3 separate regions of the Mus musculus genome follow, and all the other regions are linked to region 3. Evidence: chromatin loops called from intact Hi-C (ENCODE). Cell type or tissue: left cerebral cortex. All regions are shown on one strand. Region 1 has its middle 120 kb from the start of Cacng3. Region 2 overlaps Prkcb (protein kinase C, beta). Region 3 has its middle 15 kb from the start of Gm39082.

Region 1 (5,000 bases), 120 kb before region 3:
GCTGTAATCTAACATTTAATAAGTTTAACTGAAGCACAACAATAGCCCAAACTAGCTAGGGTGATAGAAGTTAAAACAGTGATGCCTTTTTTTTTTTTAATTCTTCCCCTGAAAAGCCTGAAGTAACATTCTAGAGTAAGACACCATTTATGTAGGCTGGGTTACATAAACAAGTACTTATGTAAAAAGTCATTAAGCTAATCACTCAGTGTTGGTATAGTCTAGTATACAATATTACAATGTAATAGAAAGTTATGTTTTTTAAAAACATGTAAAATTGGGCCTGGGGGTGTAGTTCAGTTGGTAAGTGACTGTCTAGCATTCATGGAGCCTTGGGTTCAATCCCCAGTGCAGCACCAAGAAGTATGGTGATGCACGCTTGCAATCCCAGTGCTCAGGAGGTAGAAGCAAGAAAACCGATCACCTTCAACCGCTTCAACAGTTCTCTCTCTCTCTCTCTCTCTCTCTCTCTCTCTCTCTCTCTCTCTCTCTCTCATGTGTGTGTGTGTGTGTGTGTGTGTGTGTGTGTGTGTGTGTGTGTGTTTTGAGGGTTGGGGGTTGATCTCTTCCTTTAGTTTTTTTTGTTTGTTTGTTTGTTTTGTTTTTGGTCTTTTTTGTTTTTTTATTGTTGTTTTGAGTTTCTTTGTTTTATTTTATGTTGCTGTTTTTTAAAAGATGGACTTGTATATTATAGGTTGGCCTTGAATTCACTGTGTAAGAGATGAATCTGGACTTCTGATCCTTCTTGCCCTCATCTGTCTATTACCAGTATTACAGGAGTGTGCCACCACGTCTTGTTTATGACATGTAGGAATGGAAGCCAAGGCTTCATGCATGCTATGCAAACACACTCCTGACTGAGCCACAGCCACAGCCCATCCTTGAGCTTCTTAAATACACTCCACCATCAAGCTGCATCTCCAGCCCTCTTTAGAAACAAAACAAAACAAAACAAAACAAAAAACTAGAGCAAGATTGAGAACAAGAGGGACAGTATAGGAATGAGAGCCCTTTCACAGTATTGCCCAGACTGGCCCCAAAATTAGGACTCCTGTTGGGCTCGAGTGACACTTCTACCTCAGCCTCCCCAGGAGGCCGCACAGTACATCACCATTCTGTATTGAGGGAGACGGTGACAGAAATGAGAAGGGGTTTACCTTCTCCCTTCTACCAATATGGGCGAGGGATGCCAGTGTCCTGTGGCTGACATGTAGCCTCTTCTAAGGGTAAGATCTCACAGGGAAGGATGCAACCCTACCTGCCACATTTAGCCAACACACACAGAGGCTTCCATGTAAACTGAACTTTCTACCATCAGTTTGGTGCTCCTTACCCCAGGTTCCAGAGTTCTGCCTTCTGGCTCCAGGTTACACCTAGCACAGGTGATGGTCTGTAAACTGCACCTCTGTGCTCTGAAGGTTCCCCGTGTTGAGGCAAGTGCAGAGGGCTCTGGACTCCAGCTCATCCCCATTAAAGTGAATTCAGAGGCAGCTGTGACAAGCAATGGCCTTCCTTGGGCTCCCTCTGGTTCTTGGTGAACTCGGGCACATCATGAATGTGACTGGCATCCAGCTTTTGGTTCCCCTATCTCCTGAGTCCTGGTTCTGTCTTTAGTTTCTGGATCTGGATTCCCCACCTGTCACCAGTTCTTGTCAAAGTGTGTGCATACCAGCTCTTAGGCCCCTCGCTCTGTCTTTTAGAGCTCTATTCTCCAACTATTTGTAGTTGAATAAAGCCAGATTCTTAGAACCCCAGCTCCCTAGCCCTCCTCCTGGTTCTTTCTGACTTCTCATTCAACACTGAATGAAGCACAGTGGAGCGGCCTTCCATCCTGGAAATGCTTTCTGCATGACTCCAGGGATGTTATATAGGATCTACTTAGACTTTAAAATGCATCAAACCTTGGATTTGCAATGTGTGCAGTTTATGGTTTGTATCCTACATCTTGGGAACTCTTCGTGTGCATGGGTTATGTATGCATATGAATGTACATGCATATGGAAGCCTGGAGTCGACTTCTTCAATTGCTTTGCACCTGACTTTAGCTGGCTAGCACACCCCAGGGATCCTTCTATCTCTATTCCCCAGCACTGAGATTATAGCCATGTCCCACTGTAGCAGCCAGCTTTTTCTGTGGGTACTAGGGGTTGAACTCGGGTCCTCATGCTTGCATAGCAAGCACATTACCTGCTGAGCCATCTCTCCAGCACCTTAGGAATTTTTCTTTAAATGTATCACTTAGGTAATTTCATCAGACAAATAAAATACTATACTACCAACAATAGGTGAGGTGCAAGTCCCCTGTGTCCCCTGAAGGACCCCAGAACTGCTACTGCTGTTGCTGCTGCTGCTGCTGCTGCATATGCAATAGTCCTTCAAAGGACTCGTCTGCCTGCTGGCTTTGACAATAAGAGATCATGATTACAAATGACTTTCGATTGTGGAAAGATCTTTGGTCTTCATTAAGGTTTATTTGTGACTGTTCCAATGGTGGTTTCTCAGAAGAAAAAGAATGCCAATGGTAATTAGGCCCTCCTAATTGCAGTAGTCACTGATTGCCTGTATTAAAAAACATTTGAGGAAGTGTAGCAATTAGAGCTTTGGGAAATATTTAAAAAACAAAATGAAAAGAGGCCTCACGGTGCAAGGACACAGAGCGGCAGCCGGGAGCTCCTGCCCAGCTGGAGTGGACCCTTGGCAGCCCAGACGTCTGGGCACAGTATCCTTTGGACTCTGGCCACAAAAGTCTGAGGAGGTAGAGCTGGGTTTCCTTCCACCCATTCTGCAGACACAGTTGAAGGGACAGAGAAGGGAGACATTCTACAAAGATGGATAAAGGTTATAATAATGACAAACCTGTATTAGTTACACACTTGTGCACACCGGCACTGCCTCTGTTAGATATTTTCAGGAAGTTATAAACTATTCCCATATTATTGTGCATGCACATGCTTGTGTGTGTGTGTGTGTGTGTGTGTGTGTGTGTGTGTGTGTGTGTGTGTGTGTTGGCACACACATGGTGCAGAGGTCAGTGGACAATTTGCAGGAGGTAGCTCTCCTCTTCCATCATGTGACTCCCAGGAATAGAACTCGGATTACCATGTGTGGCAGCAAGTACCTTTCCCTAACAAGCCAACTCATCAGTCCCTATGTTTGTATATCTAAAGTTTGACTTACAGGGTGAGTTCTTTATCGCTGTGAGATGCCATCCTAGGAACAGTATTCTTGAATGTATCTGTCAAGTGCCCTGGAGAGGATATTTCAACTACAGATGTGCTGTGCCCATAAAGAAATGGGAGTAACATTCCTGTTTCTATCTCTTCATCGGTTCAGGCACCATGAGAGATATCTAGGTCCTTTAAGTGAAGGATACTGATAGCTCACTCACCTCCCACCTCCAGTGATGACAGGCTCAGTTAAGGGTTTTTACCAAGGACCATTAAGGGGAAGACTAGGGTGGCAGGTTTTCTGCGTTGCTTGGAAGGCAGAAACTTTGCACAGTTGAGCGGGCGGGCGTTGTGGGGTGGAGCACAGCGTGGGAAGAGGCAGGTGAATTCGGGAGCACAGCGGGTGGGAGGGAGGGACAGCTGGTGAGAACACAAGTAACAAGACCACATGCCTCAGACACGGCTCTGGATCCAAAATATTTTGTGCAATTTGAACCAAGTTTAATCTTTTCTGATATGTGCACCAGGTGCTGTGCTAAGCACTTGGTGTTCACTGTGTCGTCGATCCTCAGGGCAGTGCCTGCCACCAGCCAGGAATTATCATCTCCATTTTCTGAATGAGGAAAGTGAAGCTGAGGGAGGGAAAGTAAGTTGCTCAGAGTCACCAAGTGAGTACACAACTGAGCCGGAGTCAGCACCGTCTGTTTCGACACCCATCCTCCCAAGCCCCGTATTACATAAGCTATCAAGCTCTGCAGAGTCTAAAGCTCTCTTCCCTACTGTCTGTCTCTTCATCTCATTCTGCAGATACCTAGCAGAGCATCTCCAGTGAGCCAGGGAGCATGCTCCATTTGCCAAGTGCAAGAGAGTTCCCTAGGAGACTGGTTTAGAACAAGGGTTCTATTGCCATTACCCCACCTTGCATGAAACTAATTTATCAGTCCATGGGAAGACAAGAAAATACCATCAGATGTTCGGAAGCATTATGCCAAAACTGGAGCTAGAGAAGCAGTCGGCTCACAAAACACAAACAAAACTAGAGAAAACTGTTTCCTTAACATATGGAGACTCTATAGAAAGAGTGGGACCATGGAGGAGTGGGGACTCCAAGCCCAAGGTCAATGAGTACTAGATGGAAGGATTAGTTTGAGTTCAGAAGTTTAGCCCTTCCTTGGTACTACTGGGAATCTAACAGTAAGACTCTGCAGGTAGATGGCCTAACTGATGGTTTGGAGTCCCTTGTGTAAAATGGGATACTGTTTAAATATAGCCAATGTATGGCCACCTATATGTTTTAAATCATTTGCAGATTACTTACAATACTCAATATATGTCTTAGTTAGGGTTTCTATTGCTGTGATGAAACACCATGACTAAAAAACAAGTTGGGAGGAAAGGGTTTATTTGGCTTACACCTCCATATTGTTGTTCAACATCAAAGGAAGTCAGGACAGAAATGCAACAGGGCAGGAACTTGGAGAAAAGAGCTGATGCAGAGGCCGTGGAGGGATGTTGCTTATTGGATTGCTCCCCATGGCTTGCTCAGTCTACTTTCTTATAGAATCCAGGACCACCAGCCCAGGAATGGCACCACCTACAATGGGCTGGGCCCTCCCCTATTGATCACTAATAGAGAAGATACCATACAGCTGGATTACATTGTGGCATTTCCTCAACCAAGACTCCTTCTCTCTGATGACTCTAGCTTGTGTCAAGTTGACACATGAACCCAGCCAGTACAATGTAGATGCTGTTAAATAGTTGCTATAGTATATTATTTATGGACTAAGGACAAGGAAAAATGCAGATGTTCAGTACAGATGCAGCCATTGT
Region 2 (5,000 bases), 340 kb before region 3:
CAGGGATCCACCTGTCTCTGTCTCCCGAGTGCTGGGACTAAAGGCATGTTCCACCGCTCTCTGGTCCCAAAGCTCATTATTTTAAAAGTTGTTTAGAAAAACAAAACTCTGTCAGAAGTATCCTTATACTGTATTTTCAAAGCTTTCAAAAGTATGTGTGCCATTTTCCCTGTTAGTGGAAATCTAGAATATTAAATTTTGTTTGATGTATTCTAAATGTGTTCAGCCTACACATGTACACAGAGAAGGCTGGCATGGCCAAATCAAGACATTGATTAGAGTCAGGGAAGGATGTATAGATAACTGTCTTCTTGAGTTTCCAATATTTCAGAAGTGTCTCTACCAAGGCAATTAAAATTGGGGTGTGTGTTATAGACACACATGTGCATGCAGCCACATACACAGTCCAGAGGAGGACATTATGTGACCTTCTCTGTCCCTTGTTACCTTTAGACAAGGGCCAGAATGCTCCAGTGATTGCAATATATCTTCTGCACTTCCCAGAACTGAGATTACAGGTGCATGTACCCAAACACCTCAAGTTTTTACACGGGTGCTGGGGATTTGAACTTGGGCCCTCGTGCTTACACAGCAAATGTCGGGGCACTCATAGGTAACAACATATGAGCCATCTGCTCAGCCTCTTAGATTTTTAAAAAAATTGACCACAAGATGGCAAAATAGATGCAAAAGCTTTTGGAAGAGAGTTAAGTTTTAGAGAGTTAGTTGCTCATTGGATGAGCCCGTTTCAGGCAAATGGACTTCTGGTGAGTTGTTCCAGAGACACACAGGCCAAAGCATGCATTCCCCAGGGAGATGGATATGGACCTATGATTACCGGCCATAGGACTCCTAGAAAGTCACTAACAGCTGTGAATATGGGTTTTATCATCTTGTAAAAGGAGCCCATTACATGGGAATTAAAAGGGACAGTAGAACGAATCTAACAAACACCGAGTAGAAGTTTGTTCCATGATTGGAGCTGGGCTGGGGCCCCTTGCTGCACAGGCACACAATAATTTCATTTCCTCCCATCTTTTTGCAGTTTTTCTCAGGGACAATTGTCAGCCAGGCACATTCATGTAATTTCCCAACTGCCAGTGGGCACAGGCAGTTAAGTTTCTTCAGCAAAACATCTATTTTAACTGTTTTCTTTTCAATTGAACATATGCACCTCTTTTTTTTTTCTTAAATAGAATTAGATTTCATGAGTCATTGAAGGACAGAAGTTACTTCCTCCCCAAATTTGCTGCCATGGCCCAGCAATAACTCAGCTGCAAGGCATGCTGGGAGAAACATCCACCCAGAATACAAAAGAGGGCAGAGATGGGGACAGGGATGGTTTCCACCTATTGGCGTCATGCCCATTGAGGCTCCAGAGCGTCCAAGGGGCCATGGTGACTCAGGCCACATCTGGTTTTTGTAGTAATGCCCAAGGAGGTGCTTGGACCTTAGGGCAATGCTGAAGAAGGTTCTCGGAAGAGTCTTGGTCAGAGATGTCAGGGTTGTAAGAAGTAGGATACTTCTCTCCCACACTAAACTACCTCATGCATAAACAGAAAAAAGCAACCAACACTAAGGAAGTCTTTATGGGAGAAACAAAGGCATGTGTGTGCTTGACCTTGGAAGGAACTAGGATTTGTGAATTTAAGGCAGATTTTATCTTCTTTCTTATTGTTTCTCTGTTTGTCACTGCTTTTGGCCGGTGTGGCTTCTCTAATCCATATCCAGCAAATTTCCTGAGTTCCAATTCATAATCGCAGGAGAGGGGATCTGATTGATTCCGTTATGTCAGGTGTTCCTTCCTGGCCCGACCAAGTGTTTATTAGGTAACACTAACTCAGTGGGAACCTTATAAAAAAGTGTTGTGTCTACTGGGAGGGCATAATTGGTGCTTCTGTTAACTGGGGGATGCCAGTAGAATCCATGGAGATTCCGATACAGATGCAGTCTGAAGTGCCTCATAAAAAAGAGATGTAGTACCCAAGGGGTTCCTGGGAACTTGGCAGGTATCAGGGCTGCTGGGCACTAATGATTAGAGGATCTTGGGTAGGGAAGGAACCAGAAATGCCAACTGAATCTAAGTGTTAGGGCAGGTTGGGATAGTGATAGTTGGGTTCTTTCTAGTCTCTTGTATTCTTCTGATGGCAGCATTGGCATATTCATTTGATAATTAAAGATCCTTTAAGTCCACAGAAGAAGAAAGGTTCTTCCAGCCCTTGAGAACCTTTGTGTCTGCACCAAAGGGAGATAGGAAGCCAGAACAGAAAAAGCACGAGGTCCTTGTGTTGGATTGGGATTATCATGCTGTAGAATGAGAGAAAGAAGAGTTCAGTGTGCACACATCTCCTTGACCACACATTCACCCCTATGAAGCTCTGTGAATGCACACAGACTTGGCATGGCTGTCTGATGTGAGAGCACCCCATATGGAGGCGAAGCTGCTAGGACTCTACTCCGTTTAGGAAGACAGTGGGTGCGAACAACCAACCCCGAGGTCCCAGAGCAAGTATCCCGTGTAACTAGGGTGTGAACCAGGGCTGGCTGATGCCAAAGCCAGAGCTCTTATTCACAGTACTTCACGGCTTCTCTGGAGAGAAGCAGATGGCTGTGTGTGATAAAGGGATCAACTTACAGACACACTGAATTCACGGACAAGCCTTGAAAAAAATCATTAAAAATTGCTACAGAGACAACATAACACAATTCATCTTAGAACACTGTACGAGAGCGGCCCACGTGGTTGGTATCCCCTCACCAAGGTCTCATTAAAAGTGGCAAGGGACCCAGGGAGACGGTCCAATGGATGACAGTGCTTACTTCATGTGCACAGGGAACTGAGTTCAGAACCCAGCTCTCATATACCCGTAAACCCTCCTGCTGTGAGGGAGGAAACAGGAGGATCTCTGGAGCTTGATAGGCTGCCAGCCTCAGGGCAGTGAGAGACCCTAACGCAAAGAAATGAGGCAGGGTGATAAAGCAGGCCATTCAACATCATCCTCTAGACTCAGCACACATGCATGGGCCCATGTACCTGGACACATGTGTCCATACACCACACACATATACCATAATCTCAGAGAAAATGGCAGACATCCCACCACCACCACACAGGCATCATGCCCCACTCTATTTCAGCTACGCTGGGGGAGGATTGCCTCTTTTTGCGTTCTCTGTCTCCATGTGCTCTGCTCAGATGAACTGTGCGTAGGCAGTGCACTTATCATTTTATATGACCACACCCTGGACTCGCATTCCAAATTTAGAAAATTCTGCACAACTATTATACATGACATGTATACATGAGTTTTGTTTTGTTTTGTTTTGTTTTTTAGCTTTTTGAATTTACTGAGGGAATTTGGGGCGGGGGGAGAAGAAGAAAAGAATTGAAAATGCACAGGAGCCCCTTTCAGCTTACAGGCCACGGCAGCAGCACTTTTGAAGAGGCATTTTAAGGCTGAGCAGACTGGCTAGTTTGAAGAGAGAGTTGGTGAGTTTGCCTCTCTGTGCTTTTAATTGGAGATGACAGTGGAACGCCCACTTAGGAACGTCCTGGAGTTGGCTGGAGCCAGCTGGAGCCGGCTGGAGCTCAGGAGAGAGGGGAGGATAGAAATTGGAGGCAACACGTGTCAGTCCAGAGAGAGCCCCTGGGCCGTGACTAGAGGGGGAGGGGTACACCCATTTTGAAGGTGATCCTCAGTAAATACTTCTATGATTCTTATATGGGGGAGCCCATCAGGCAAAACCTCATCGAATACCACAGGTTTGAGAACAAAGAACGTCTGAGGCAATGGTTTTGTAAGGAGAATGGGGAACAAGGTCAAATTCCAGGGCTGTGGAGGAGATCCTATAGTTAACTGAGGTCCCAGGGTTTGCTCCTGGCTCTCTTAATGCCATTTCTTCTATTGCATTTATTTTGAGCATGGTTTGAATTAGTTATATGTATATTTTAACCAAGATTTTAGATGCTCTAGGGAAAAGTTCTGTATCTTACTCTTTATTTTGGCCTCTGTAATGACTAATACACACGTACACACATACATACACACATACACGCACATATGCATGCATACACACACACACACACAGACACACACACACACACACACACACACACACACACAAACATATGTTCAGAGGAAGCTCTCAAGTTTGCCTCTACTCAAGGTTGGCTCTGGTTGGCCCCCAGTTGGACTTTCCAAACTTTGTCATTCCTGGCTACTGCAGGATATGAACTTTGTGACATGGACAAATGGTGTTTGTTTTTGATATATAAAATAAATTCTTTAAAATATTGATGCACCAAAGTCAAATTGGATATAGAATGTAAATAGCAGAGTCCAGACTGAGTTTATAGTTTTTACAAGGACAGTGCCTTTCCAGTTATGAAGATTTAACATATTTAAGCAATTACGTTTCAGTTTTTAAAGTGAATTTCAACTTATGTACTTATTTTAGTCTTGCTATATAGTACGAGATGGTCTTATGGTCTTTCTGCCTCAGCTGCTCACGTGCTTCATTACAGGCCTGTCTCACCATAGTCAGAAAAAAACAAAGGACAAAAACCAACCAACTAAACGAATAAACAAAAAGCAAGCCGGATAGCCAACCAAATGACAGCAATGACAAAAACCCCATAAACTGAATTTCTAAGACTATTTTTTTTAAGGTGAGGAAGGATAGATCTTTGAAAAGCTGCTTACGTTTAACAATATTTCTTTCCATAATTCATTTTTCACTTTACATCCCAATCACAATGCCCTGTCTCCCTTCCCCCAGTCCTGTCCTTGCAAATCCCTGGCCCCTTCTCCCTCCCCTTCTCCTCAGAGGAGAGGATGCCCCCCGATACCACTCTACCCTGAGTGTATTTTAAGAGAGGAGTAAAGCTTACTGGAGAGCTTGAATTCACCCGGGGGTGGGGGAGGGGGGAAGAGACGGGCTAAAGCTCCCTCTTCTTCATCATCTTCAGACATGAGCTGGTCTCACCCATGGCTTCCTAT
Region 3 (5,000 bases):
AGTAAAGTGTTGCTTCTGGGTGTGTCTGTGAAGGTTTTTCCGGAGAAGATTGGCAGATGAGAAAGACCTGCCTTCAAGCTGGCATCATCCAATCAGCCTCAGGATAAGAGGGGATGGAACAGCATCATCGGCAGGTGAGTTTCTGCTGTCCCCACCCTACTTCATACTCTGATTCTTTAGTGTCTTATTCTTAAGGCTTACACCAATATCCCCTGCTCGGGGAGTTCTCAGGAGTTCTACTTTTGACTGAGGGCTGTATCATCAGCCTCCCTCATTCTGAGGTTTGTAGCTTCTTGAACCAAGCTAGGAGGCCAGCTTCTTTTCTAACAGTCAGCCTATCGTGGAACACTTCAGCCTTGTGACTATGTGAACAAATCCCCCCTCAGATCAGCCATCCTTGGAAAGCCACTGGGAAGTAAATGCTGTTGATCTCAAACCCAGAACCCCCTTCCAAGCCAGCATGCCTGCTCCTCCAGATGCCAGCAGGACTGGCTTCTAGGGGCTCACATGTGTCTTGCAAAACTGCACAGTGTGGATTCGATCTTATACCCTAGCCAACAACATAAGTTGAAGTCCTGAAGTTCTTACCCCTTGCCTTTGAATATGAGCTTATTTGGAGACAGAATTAGAAGTAATTAACACAAACGGGTCATTGAGAGTCTACGACAGTATGACCACTGTCCTTATAAACAGGGGAAATTTTAAAATGAAGATGTATAGGAGGTCTGAAGAGATGGTTCAGAGGCTAAAAGCACTTGATGCCCTTCCAGAGGTCCTCAGTTCAATTCCTAGACACCACATGGTGGCTCACAACCATCTATAATGTAATCTGGTGCCCTCTCCTGGCCTGCAGGCATACATGCAAGCATATATATAATATATGTATATATAATGTACACTGATATATATGATATGTAATATATATGTTTATATATAATTATATACTTATATAGATATTCTAAATCTATAATGTGCATATACATATATACTGTATATATAATAAAAACATAAATCTTTTTAAAAATTAAAAAGAGATGCATGACAAAGATGAAGGCAGAGATCAAGAATGTCAAAAATTTCCAGCAATTACCAGAAGGTACGAGAGGGCAAGAGACAGGTCCCTCTCAGAACCTCAGAAAGCCCAGACTGCAGACCTCCAGTCCAGCCACTAAAGATAAGTTCTTCCCCTTCCCCTGCCCCTGCCCCTACCCCTGCCCCTGCCCCTTCCCTTTCCCCTTCACATACCCCTGCCCCTTCCCCCTCTTTCCCTTCCCCTGCCCCCTCTTCCCCTGCCCCTTCCCCTTCTTCCCCTGCCCCTTCCCCTGACCCCTCCTCCCCTGCCCCTTCCCCCTCTTCTGCTGCCCCTGCCCCTGCCCCTTTTGCCCCTGCCCCTTCCTTTCCTCCTCTTCCTCTTCCTCCCTTCCCCTTCCTCCCTTCCCCTTCTTCTCCCTCCTCTTTTTTCCCGTCCTCTCTCCCTTCCTCCTTCTATTTCCTTTCTCCTTCTCACATCCCTCCTTTCCTTCCTTCCTGCCTTTTTAAAACTCTTTCCTTGTCTTTGTTTGTTTTGTTTGTTTAAGGTTCTCTATAGTAACCCAAAATGGACTCAAACCTCATGATCCTCCTGCCTCGGACTCCTGAGTGTTGAGATTGTAAGAACATGACATCATGCCCAGATCAAAACAGTCCATATCTATGTCTTAGTTATGAATTAAACACTACCCTTTGCCAGCAAGGTGTCGGTTTACACCGATTCCGAGGCCCTCACAGCTCCTTGCATCAGGCTCTCAGCAAAGACTTCACAGCAGAGCACCAGCCACGTGGCCTTGACGACCCGACAGGTTCTCAGGCAACACCAATGGACTTCCGGTTCCGTTTTCACTCTATTTCTTCAGTCACCCCTTCTGGAGAACCTAAACCCAGCATAGGCCAAGAAGTCAAGTCCAGAAACGCGTGTTTCCTGGGCTCCTGCAGGCAAGAGATTCTTCCTCCGCTGCTGGATCAAAAACTGTTGGAGACAGCCTTAAACTTGGGACGAATATCTATGACCTGTGAAGGCCAGCTCTCTTAGAGGGAGAGGAAGCTGCTGCCGGGCCGAGCTATGGGATCTAGATTCAAAACCAGCTCTCCACTATCAAGGACACAGAAAGGGGGTGCCCCCGCCTGGTCAAGATAGGATTAGGCCAACTCAGCTAAATTTTTCTCACAGAGCAAAAGCAGAGTCTAACACTGGTCTTCTGCTTCAGATTCTCACGCCCGCATACTCTTACACGTACTTTGAAAGTGCTGTAGAGATTGGAAAGTAGATCTGAATCCAGAGAGGACCTGGAAGTACTGCTAGCCTATACCCACCAGTTCAAAGAGGGACTGTCCCTAGTGATGGACCAAGCTGGTCTCTCGCATCTTCCCAGGGATGTGAGCCAAACCTCCTGTGAGCAATTATAGCAACTGCCCTGTCTGAGCAGGAACAGATTAGAGGGACTCTGCCTCCCTCGCTCTTACCTGTATAGAAATATTAACTCAGAATGAGGCTGCTCTGGCAAGAGATCACAGCCAAAGACCTTCTAGGTCTCTGTGATCCAGCTGGAATACAGACATGCCTGTAATCCCAGGAGACTGAGGCAAGCTGATTTCTGAGTTCAAGACCAGCCTTGATATAGAGCTAGTTTCAGGTAAAGAAAAGCTTAGGTCTAGGCATGGTGGTACACACCTTTAATCCCAGCACTCAGGAGACAGAGGCACGCAGATCTCTGAGTTGTAGTCCGTTCTGTTTAGTCAGTGCGGTTGAGTCAGCGAGTTGAGAGGCAGTGAGTGCAGTGGAGTGGAATTCACGACAGTTCAGTTAGTGGAGCTCAGAGACGGTTTTTATAGAACACTTTTACAGAGTCAGGTTGAAGAGAGAACAAGCTAGACACAGGTGAAGACAAAACAAGCCAGGGAAAGAGAAGGAGCCAGAAGATTCGAACAGATTGCTAGGGATAGTTTGAGGCCAAGCAGAGCAATTCAGTCAGAAGCTGAGAAGCTAGTTCGAATCAGCCAGCTAGGAAAGGAGTTTGAGCCAGAATAGTTGAGTTGAACCAGCCAGCCAGAGCTCAGAAAGAGCTAGAAAAGGTGAGCTTGTTAAGCAGCAAGTCTCAGAAGCTGAAGACATTCTAGGCCTAGATTAGATTGCATGGAGGCTAGAAGCTTCCAAGACGAGGCCTAGGTTAGCTGATGGCAGCAGTAAGCCTCCGAGACAACAGTTACATCAGACAAATAAAAGTTACTTTTACAGGTACCAATGACTCTCAGTTTCTGGGATCATTTCCTATGTATCTCTCTGGAGTCCAGGTTGGAAAGTGGACGGGGATGTTGTGATGGCAGACATGAGCACATAACAAGGTAGGTAACTCTATGTACATCCAGGGCCGACGTCAGAGGGAAAGAGTGAAAACCATGTCTACGTTAGCAATGAAAGATACCTTGCAAAGCAATCTACCTCCAGACTCATTTAACAGATGAGAGAAATGAGATTCAAAGATGGGCTGGACCCAAACAGGGGGAGGCATGTGTTCCTGGTCACACTGGAGTGTGTACATGTGTGTTTGGGGGATGGGGAATGTATTAGTCAGGGTTCTCTAGAGTCACAGAACTTATGGATAGTCTCTAGATAGTAAAGGAATTTATTGATGACTTACAGTTGGCAGCCCAATTCCCAACAATTGTTCAGTCGCAGCTGTGAATGGAAGTCCAAGGATCTAGCAGTTACTCAGTCTCACACAGCAAGCAGGCGAAGGAGCAGGAGCAAGAGCAAGAGCTAGACTCCCTTCTTCCAATGTCCTTATATTGTCTCCAGCAGAAGGTGTAGCCCAGATTAAAGGTGTGTTCCGCCACACCTTTAATCCCAGATGAAAGGTGTAGCCCAGATTAAAGGTGTGTTCCTTAAACTCGGAGATTCAATCTTCTGGAATCCATAGCCACTGTGGCTCAAGATCTTCAAACCAAGATCCAGATAAGGATCTCCAAGCCTCCAGATAAGGGTCACTGGTGAGCCTTCCAATTCCGGATTGTAGTTCATTCCAAATATTGTCAAGTTGACAACCAGGAATAGCCACTACAATCCACCCCTTGTCAACTTGACACAAATAATATCTCATGTTCACATGAAACAATAACAAGGTTGTAAATACGCCTAACATGATATAACTATCCCTCGTACAATTGCAAACGCATTAGTAAATTTACAGTGGGCATTCATATTACTTTATAATCCTCGTTTCTGCAACTGGTTATGTGGCCTTAATTGGTATTTATAACTACCTTCCTCTACTACCCATTCTGTATTTCCTTCTCCTTCAGCCAGAACCTCAGCAGGTCTTGGCTCTTTTCCTAGAGGATTGACCCATACCTTCATTCCTGATGGGTCTGCGTCCTTTGTCATCCTGCTTGGATTAGGCTGTTGTAGTTTCCCATTGACTTTAATCACAGGACATGGTAGTACTAAGAGACGCCCTAAGGGATCATCTACACTCCAGACATAATCTTGCTTACCACCATTGTGAAGAGGTAATCCAATTTCCCCATGGTAATCTGGATCTATCACCCCTCCTAACACTGTTATTCCTTTTTTAGCCTGTTGGTTTAAGGGCATTAGAAGCCCAAAATGACCAGGGGGAAGTCTGAGCTTCCAGTTCAATGGAATGTTTGTTGTAGCTCCTGGTAGGAGCACTCCCCTCTCTGGAGCCAAAACTTCTAAGCCAGCAGAACCTAGAGTTATGGGGACAGGAAGCAAAAATTTTCCTAGAGGGTCACTAGGGGTGATAGTAAGTGGAACTATTCCATTTTCCACCCCTTGATTCCTGGACCCATGAATCCTGGCTATGGGTGAAACTGTACCATATATCGAGCGCTGATTCAAAGCATATACTGCCTTCTGAAGAACTCTACCCCAGCCTTCCAAGCTGTTACCACCTAATTGACGCTGTAACTGCGTCTTCAAAAGGCCATTCCATCTTTCTATCAGA

Evidence for each region. Peaks named below come from ENCODE experiments on the same cell type or tissue, not always from the same donor. Only the 100,000 strongest peaks of a DNase experiment are listed, where the experiment ranks them.
Region 1: a loop joins it to region 3, with 2.8 times the contacts of the local background. A loop is called at or near these places in 2 of 42 quality-filtered maps.
Region 2: a loop joins it to region 3, with 2.7 times the contacts of the local background. A loop is called at or near these places in 2 of 42 quality-filtered maps.

What each region holds. Positions count from the first base shown.
Region 1 is chr7:122,791,484-122,796,483 of GRCm38, forward strand. No RefSeq gene overlaps it. Among named protein-coding and RNA genes, the nearest start is that of Cacng3, 120 kb to the left of the region's middle. In left cerebral cortex, no CTCF peak of the experiment used is centred here; DNase peaks (open chromatin) are centred at 2,618 and 3,889; H3K27ac peaks cover 423 bases.
Region 2 is chr7:122,572,121-122,577,120 of GRCm38, forward strand. All of the region lies in intron 10 of Prkcb (protein kinase C, beta), which reads left to right. Among named protein-coding and RNA genes, the nearest start is that of Cacng3, 97 kb to the right of the region's middle. In left cerebral cortex, no CTCF peak of the experiment used is centred here; DNase peaks (open chromatin) are centred at 704, 1,169, 2,518, 2,829 and 2 more places; H3K27ac peaks cover 3,987 bases.
Region 3 is chr7:122,907,318-122,912,317 of GRCm38, forward strand. No RefSeq gene overlaps it. Among named protein-coding and RNA genes, the nearest start is that of Gm39082, 15 kb to the right of the region's middle. In left cerebral cortex, CTCF peaks have their summits at 873 (motif pointing left) and 2,172 (motif pointing left); a DNase peak (open chromatin) is centred at 2,161.